Regions from separate parts of the Homo sapiens genome. Here all the other regions are linked to region 3. Evidence: read pairs that join two places in POLR2A ChIA-PET (ENCODE). Cell type or tissue: PC-9. All regions are shown on one strand.

The links. Peaks named below come from ENCODE experiments on the same cell type or tissue, not always from the same donor. Only the 100,000 strongest peaks of a DNase experiment are listed, where the experiment ranks them.
Region 1: POLR2A ChIA-PET joins it to region 3 with 13 read pairs; 11 of 35 experiments call an interaction of 5 or more read pairs at or near these places.
Region 2: POLR2A ChIA-PET joins it to region 3 with 14 read pairs; 10 of 35 experiments call an interaction of 5 or more read pairs at or near these places.

The regions. Positions count from the first base shown.
Region 1 is chr20:50,723,869-50,726,368 of GRCh38, forward strand. No RefSeq gene overlaps it. Among named protein-coding and RNA genes, the nearest start is that of PARD6B, 6.5 kb to the right of the region's middle. In PC-9, no CTCF peak of the experiment used is centred here; a DNase peak (open chromatin) is centred at 1,233; H3K4me3 peaks cover 453 bases; H3K27ac peaks cover 2,319 bases.
Region 2 is chr20:50,789,318-50,791,817 of GRCh38, forward strand. No RefSeq gene overlaps it. Among named protein-coding and RNA genes, the nearest start is that of BCAS4, 4.5 kb to the right of the region's middle. RefSeq lists an enhancer at 973-1,658. In PC-9, CTCF peaks have their summits at 1,408 and 1,612; a DNase peak (open chromatin) is centred at 1,554; H3K4me3 peaks cover 386 bases; H3K27ac peaks cover 954 bases.
Region 3 is chr20:50,662,104-50,664,603 of GRCh38, forward strand. All of the region lies in intron 1 of RIPOR3 (RIPOR family member 3), which reads right to left. Among named protein-coding and RNA genes, the nearest start is that of RIPOR3-AS1, 18 kb to the left of the region's middle. In PC-9, CTCF peaks have their summits at 1,394 and 1,594; DNase peaks (open chromatin) are centred at 348, 1,078 and 1,518; H3K27ac peaks cover 2,193 bases.

The DNA of each region.
Region 1 (2,500 bases), 62 kb after region 3:
TCCAAGCTCCAGGCCTGGTCGGGTACAGTGGCTCATGCCTCTGTCTAAGCAAAGGCATGTACACGTGCATGGATGCACACACACAAGCACACACACAACACACACACACACACACTTGCTCCACTCATTTCACTCACTGTACCCTGTTTGATTAGTTGCCAACATTTAAAAATCAAGAAGTTTCACATAAAAACGTCCAGTCTCTAACTGGATGCAGTGGCTCATACCTGTAATGCCAGCATTTTGGGAGACCGAGGAGGGAGGATCGCTTGAGCTCAGGAGTTCCAGACCAGCCTGGGCAACATAGTGAGATCTCATCTCTACAAAAAAATATAAAAAACTAGCCAGTTATGGTGGCACACGCCTGTAGTCCTGGCTGCTCAGGAAGCTGAGGTGGGAGAATTGCTTGAGTTCAGGGTTTCAAGGCTGCAGTGAGCTATGATTGCACCGCTGTACTCCAGCCTGGGCAATAGAGCAAGACCCTGTCTCTGAAAAAAACAAACAAAAACCATCCAGCCTCTCTTAAAGAATCAGATCTGCCCACTTCAAAGCCCTCCTTCCCACGCAGCTGGAGCCATATGGACTGGAGGTGAGTCCCTTCTGCGGGGCGGAAGCTCTGGTCCCCTGCAGTCCCCACCCAGCCTCTCCTTCCACCCCACATTGGTGCACTTGCTGACTGTCTCTCACCCTTGTAACCTGGGCATTTAGCCTGTGCCTGGCTCTTAGCTACACCTTAATAAATATGTGCTGAATGAATGAAAAAATACATGAATGGATGCCTTCCCTCCTCCCTAAACCCCCCAGGCCACACCACTTATTTGGCCATTTAATCACAGCCTTCCTTGCAAGTCTCACTAATTTGCTGCCCCACTGCCTGCCTCCTCAGTAGATGTTATTAAAACACAAATCTGATTCTTTCATTCCCCAGTTTTAAATGTGTGGAGTCTCCCAGCATAAACTCTGCACCATGGCCTCCGAGGCCCTTCTCAATCTGCTTCCCACCTACTTTTCCAGTCCCAATCTCCAGAGAGGGCCCCCACCCAGCGCACACCCACGCTCTACGCGCTGGCTGGGGAATACACCATGTTCTTTCCCTGCCCCCACACCACTGCCTGTGAAGCTCTGTCTCCTGGAATGCCTCCTCCCCTCCGTGCCTCTAGCAAACTCCTACTCATTCTTCAGCCCTAGCACTAAGTCACTTCACCCGTGAAACACTCCAGACCCCCCCTGCCCCGGGGCTGACTTAGTCATTCTCTCTCTGCTGCTCCCACTCTTCTCCTTTCATCCCCTGGCCTTAGCACTGAGTAATAGCTTAAAATAGCAGCTGGTGCTTTCTGAGCCCTGTTGTGTGCCAGGCACCAAGTGAGCTTTATCTCCCTTAATCCTCACGCCCCATCCTGAGTCCCGGCCCCCTAAACCTGCAGAAACACAAGGATCACTTTCTCACCTCCAATGTCCCAGAGAAGCCATCTTGCTACCCTATTTTAAATTTTCTTTCTCCCTCCACTCCTCACTCCACCACCTCAGGCCTCCCATCCCACTTCCCAGCTTTATTTTCCTCCATGGCTCTTATCACTTACACACTATATACTTAAATTCATTTATTTGCAAATGTCAGCTCCAGGATTTTGTCTTTTTTTAACACTACAATTTCCTTAACATCTGGAATACTACATGGGGCCGGGTGCAGTGGCTCGTGCCTGTAATCCCAACACTTTGGGAAGCCAAGGTGGGAGGACTGCTTGAGTCCAGGAGTTCGAGAACAGTCTGGGCAACATAGTGAGACCCTGTCTTTTTTTGTTTTGTTGTGTTTTGTTTTGTTTTTTGAGACGGAGTCTTGCTCTGTCCCCCCGGCTGGAGTGCAGTGGCGCCATCTCGGCTCACCGCAAGCTCCGCCTCCCGGGTTCACGCCATTCAGTGAGACCCTGTCTTTACAAAAATTTAAAAATTAGCCAGGAGCAGTGGTGCGAACCTGTAGTCCCAGCTACTTGGGAAGCTGGAACGTTTGCTGGAGGTAGGAGGATCACTTGAGCCCGGGAGGCAGAGGTTGCAGTGAGCTGTGATCATGCCACGGCACTCTAACCTGGACAACAGAATGAGGCTCTGTCTCAAAAAAAAAAGAAAAAAAAATAGACTAGTACCTGGCACATAATAGATACTCAATCAGTAATAATTTTTTTTTTTTTTAGATGGAGTTTCACTCTTGTTGCCCAGGCTGGAGTGCAATGGTATGATCTCAGCTCACTGAAACCTCTGCCTCCCGGGTTCAAGCAATTCTCCTGCCTCAGCCCTCCGAGTAGCTGGGATTACAGGCATGCAACACCACACCCGGCTAATTTTGTATTTTTTAGTGGAGACGGGGTTTCTCCATGTTGGTCAGGCTGGTCTCGAACCCCCGACCTAAGGTGATCCACCCGCCTCGGCCTCCCAAAGTGCTGGGATTACAGGCGTGAGCCACTGCTCCAAGCCTTATAATAATAATTTGTTTTAAAAAAAGAAT
Region 2 (2,500 bases), 130 kb after region 3:
GATGAAGTCTCGCTCTTGTCCCCCAGGCTGGAGTGCAATGGCGCGATCTTGGTTCACGGCAACCTCCACCTCCCTGGTTCAAGCGATTCTCTTGCCTCAGCCTCCCCAGTAGCTGGGATTACAGGCGCCTGCCACCATGCCCGGCTAATTTTTATATTTTTAGTAGAGATGGGGTTTCACCATCTTGGCCAGGCTGGTCTGGAACTCTTGACCTCAGGTGATCCGCCCGCCTCAGCCTCCCAAAGTGCTGGGATTACAGGCGTGAGCCACTGTGCCTGGCCCAAAAATGTTTTTTAATATCTGGGTTTTTATTGTTGGTGGTGGTGTTGGGGTGTTTGTTTGTTTGTTTGAGACAGCATCTTACTCTCTTGGCCAGACTGGAGTGCAGTGGCACAATCTCGGCTCATCGCAACCTCTGCCTCCGAGGTTCAAGAGATTCTCCTGCCTCAGCCTCCTGAGTAGCTGGGATTACAGGAGCAAGCACCACCAAGCCCAGCTAATTTTTGTATTTTTACTGGAGACGGGGTTTCACCATGTTGGCCAGGCTGGTCTCGAATTCTTGACCTCAAGCAATCCACCCGCCTCAGTCTCCCAAAGTGTTGGGATTACAGGCATGAGCCACCGCACCCAGCCAATACCTGTTTTTAAACTATGCTTCTATGTAGATGGGTTGTGCTTGAAATTATTTCACTAGTGGGGAAACACACTAAGTAGGAGAGCGACTTCACATTTTATTTATTTTTTCAGAGAGAGGTGCCCAGGCTGGTCTCAAACTCCTGGTCCCAAGCGATTCTTCCCCCTCAGCCTCCCACAGTGTTGGGATTACAGGTGTGAGCCACCGCCTGTCACGTGTTCTTTAGACAGTGGTGATTGTCCCAGGACCTACTTGCCTCACAGGGTGTGGTGGGGATCCAGTGAGGGCATCTATGCAAAGAGCTTAGAACAGTGCCTGGCACATAGTAAGGGCTCAGGACACATTAACAACGAATATGGTTTTAGAGATCGGGGTCCCAGACAAAGCTATGCCAGTGCTGAAACACTGTCGATCGGAACCACCTAGGAGCACCTTTTAAAACTCTCAAAGCCAAGGCCACACCCCACACCATAAATTAAGTCACAGCCTCTGGGGGTGGGGTCTGAGCATCAGTATTTTCTGGAAGTTTCCCAGGAGTTTTCAATATGCAGCCACGTTTGGGAACTGTCTGGTCTAGAACTTTGTGTGCCTGAGGCCTGCGCTGGGAGAACTGACTTTAAAAAGACACAGACAGGCAGTCATTTTGTAGCTAGAGGTGAAGCAGATGGCGTGGGGGCAGAAGGGTGTGGGACCTGGGACCCAGCAGGGGGCTACGGCTCCCACGGGCCTTCGAGCCTGGCAACCACTGGCACCCCCACTCCCCCCAGGCTGGGATGGAGCCACTGTCTGCACCCGAGGAGGCCTCCAGAGCAGGAGGCGGGAGCAGCAGCTCTGAGCCCGGCTTGGGCACCAGAGGGAGCTCGTGGGGACGCGCCACGGCTCCATCCCTGCAGCTGGTTCAAACTGGTTTGGGCAGGGTGCGGCCTGGGCGGGCTGCATTCCAGGCCTCAGGCTCGCGGCTGTCCGGGGCCTCCCCAAGGGCTGCGGACCTAGGGCAGGGAGCAGCAGGGGCAGGGCCCCCGGGCAGGAGCCCAGCACCCTGAGAGGCTGGGGAGATGTTTAAAAACTCAGTCCTCTTTGTGTAAAATCATTTACTTGGCCTCCCATGGGGGTCCCTGACTAAGGCTGGCAGCGCGGCGGAGCCCCTGGATAGGGTTATTCCCAGACATCAGTGTGCATTAGAATCGAAGCAGAGCTTGTTAAATGCGGAGGCCCAGTGCCCCCTCTCACCAAAGATCCTGATTCAGAACGTCTGGGGTGGGCTTCTGGGCATCCATATTTTTAGCAAAATATTTCTAAGGTACAATCACATATTCAGAAAAAAAGGCTAGAAACAAAATGATTGTCAACCAGCCAACCTGGCCCAGGGTATGAATCGCTGGGACACTTGTGAAGGACACAGAGACCCCTTCCCCAGACCTCCTCTTTCCCCAGGGAAGAGGATTTGGGTAATCAGCACTTTTAGCTAATATCCCAGGCTTTTTTTTTTTTTTTCATATGGGCAATTTCCTTTTTCTTTTTTTATTTTATTTTTTTGAGACAGGGCCTGGCTCTGTCACCGAGGCTACAGTGCAGTGGAATGATCTCGGCTTACTGCAGCCTTGACCTCTAGGCTCAAGTGGTCCTCTCACCTCAGCCTCCCGAGTAGCTGGGACCACAGGCGTGTGCCACCACTCCTGTCTAACTTTTGTATATTTTGTAGATACAGGAGTTTCGCCCTGTTGGCCAGGCTGGCCTCAAACTCCTGGCCTCATGTGATCCGACCGCCTCGGCCTCCCACTCCCAAAGTGCTGGGATTACAGGCGTGAGCCACCATGCCAGCCTGGCTTTTTTTTTTTTTTTTTAAATGAGTCATTTTAGACATTC
Region 3 (2,500 bases):
AGACTCACTCCTCCTCCAGCCACTTCCAGACCCACGGGAGGCGTGGGTGTGACCCAGACTACCTGGGAGCATCTGCTTTTGTCTTTATCCAGGGCAGGACCCTCTGAAGGAGGAGCCCTCAGAGAAGAAGGGAAAAGCCAAAAGGAATTAAAAGCCAATTTCCAAATGGAAATAAATAAGCAGTCATAATTGGCCACATTGGTGAAATTGGGCACTAAGGGCCAGGCAATGGGCTGTGGGATAATGTCACTTGAGGCTTACGGCCACGCTCAGAGGAAGGTGCTGAGGTCCAGGGAGGTTCAGGCAGGTGACATGACTCACCCAGAGCCACTGGCTGGAGAGTGGCAGGGCTAGCTTGGAGCCCAGGTGGTGGACTTCATAGGTGCAGCCGTGACTGCTGTCATCCCTCCCATGGGGAGTTGTTGCAGAGAGTGAGACACAGCGCCCTAAGCTATTTCTCCATCTGGTGTGCCTGGATGCCTCTGCCCACCCAGGACCCTCCTCTCGGGTGGCCCACCACTGCCCTTCCATCACAGTTCATACCTTCTCTCGTGGACCCACAGGGGTGTCCACTGGACCAGGACCCCAGGGAGGATCCCAGTCCTGGCCCCACCACTCTCTGGCTGGTGACACGGGGGAAGTCAATTCTTTCCAAGCCTCAGCTTTCTCACCTGTACAATGGGAGTTTGTGCTAGACAAGAAGTTTTCAGGACGGACACAGTGGCTCACGCCTGTAATCCCAACACTTGGGGAGGCCGAGGCGGGTGGGTCACTTGAGGTCAGGAGTTCGAGACCAGCCTGGCCAACATGGTGAAACCTCATCTCTACTAAAAATATAAAAATTAGCCAGATTGTCATAGCGCATGCCTGTAGTCCCAGTTACTCGGGAGACTGAAGCCAGGAGAATCACTTGAACCGGGGAGGTGGAGGTTGCAGTGGGCCAAGATCTCACCACTGTACTCCAGCCCGGGTGACAGAGAGAGACTGTCTCAAAAAAAAAAAAAAAAAAAAAAGTTTTCAAACTGCTGACTGCACCTGTTTGTAGGCCCTGAGCTCAACTGAGTGAGTCACACAGGTATTCACTGACGTGATTCTGCCTCCAAGGCCACATTTTCTCCAGTGCACCTCTGTCCTTCAGCAAGTGACCTGAGGCTGGGACTGCCACATGCTGCCTCCCATCAGCACCTTACCCAGACCTACTGCTGGCTACAACGTGCTTAATGATTGTCAGGTGGCTCACATACCCTGTTCTGTTCGGCTTCACAGTGTCTGCCAGCCCGTGGAGTATGGCACAGTGGCTACTAGCCAGGGTCAGGCAGTGCGACTCCACCTCTCCAAGCGCCCCAGTGCAGCGTCTGATCATAGGGAATAACTCTACCTGCTTCACAGGACTATTCTGTGAATACTAATTAGGATAACATATGTGAAGGTCTTGGCGTTGTGAGCACATGAGCCCAAGGTCAGCTCCCTAAAATGATGAAGTTCATATCACAAGAGGCCCCTAGAGGTCAGGACAGCCTTTCGGTACCTTTCTATGGCAAACAAGCGGCTGGTTCTCTGCCACCTATTTTCTCCCCTTCATTGGGCAAGACTGAGCTGGCAGAATAATGGCCACATCAGTATTTACTCTCTACTTTCTGGCTTCCCTAGATTGGTGCCAGCCATTTGTCCCCCCATCCAAGACAACCCTGATCCCCATCCCCAGAAGGAAAACACCTCACCTCTCTCACAATTTGAGAATGGCTGTCAACTCGAGCACATTATTAGATTTAATTGTATCTAATACTTGAATACCTAATATATTACTTTCTCTCTCTCTCTCTTTTTTTTTTTTTTTTTTGAGATGGAGTTTCATTCTTATTCCCCAGGCTGGAGTGCAATGGCGTGGTCTCGGCTCACTGCAAACTCCGCCTCCCGGCTTCAAGCGATTCTCCTGCCTCAGCCTCCCGACTTGCTGGGATTACAGGCTCTCGCCACTACACCTGGCTAATTTCTGTATTTTTAGTAGAGACGGGGTTTCACCATGTTGGTCAGGCTGGTCTCGAACTCCTGGCTTCAGGTGATCCACCTGCCTCGACCTCCCAAAGTGCTGGCACTATAGGCGTGAGCCACCGCACCTGGCCCCAATATATTACTTTCAAGGACAAAAACTGCAATTACTTTTGCACCAACCTAATATTTAAGGTAGGACACCGTGAAGCCCAGTGAGATCTCTGTGGTGGACAAACAGCGTGGCTGCTAGGCTGTGAGCCCTCCCGCCTGTCTGCTCTCCATGCTGTGCGCCACTCCTGAGAGCTGGGTCAGCAGTCGCACTGTTGGCTTTGCTCTGACCTCGAGTCTATTTCTTTTCCATGTGTGTGTGCAGCCGCTGCCTGGAGTGGAAATCTCCACTGAGGGACAGACCTTCTTTCAAGGCTCACATCAGGCAGGATCCCACGGGAAAGGGGGCTGGCTGAGTCAGGAGGGTTCTCTGCCTGAGTTCCCGTGTGACATTGGGCAA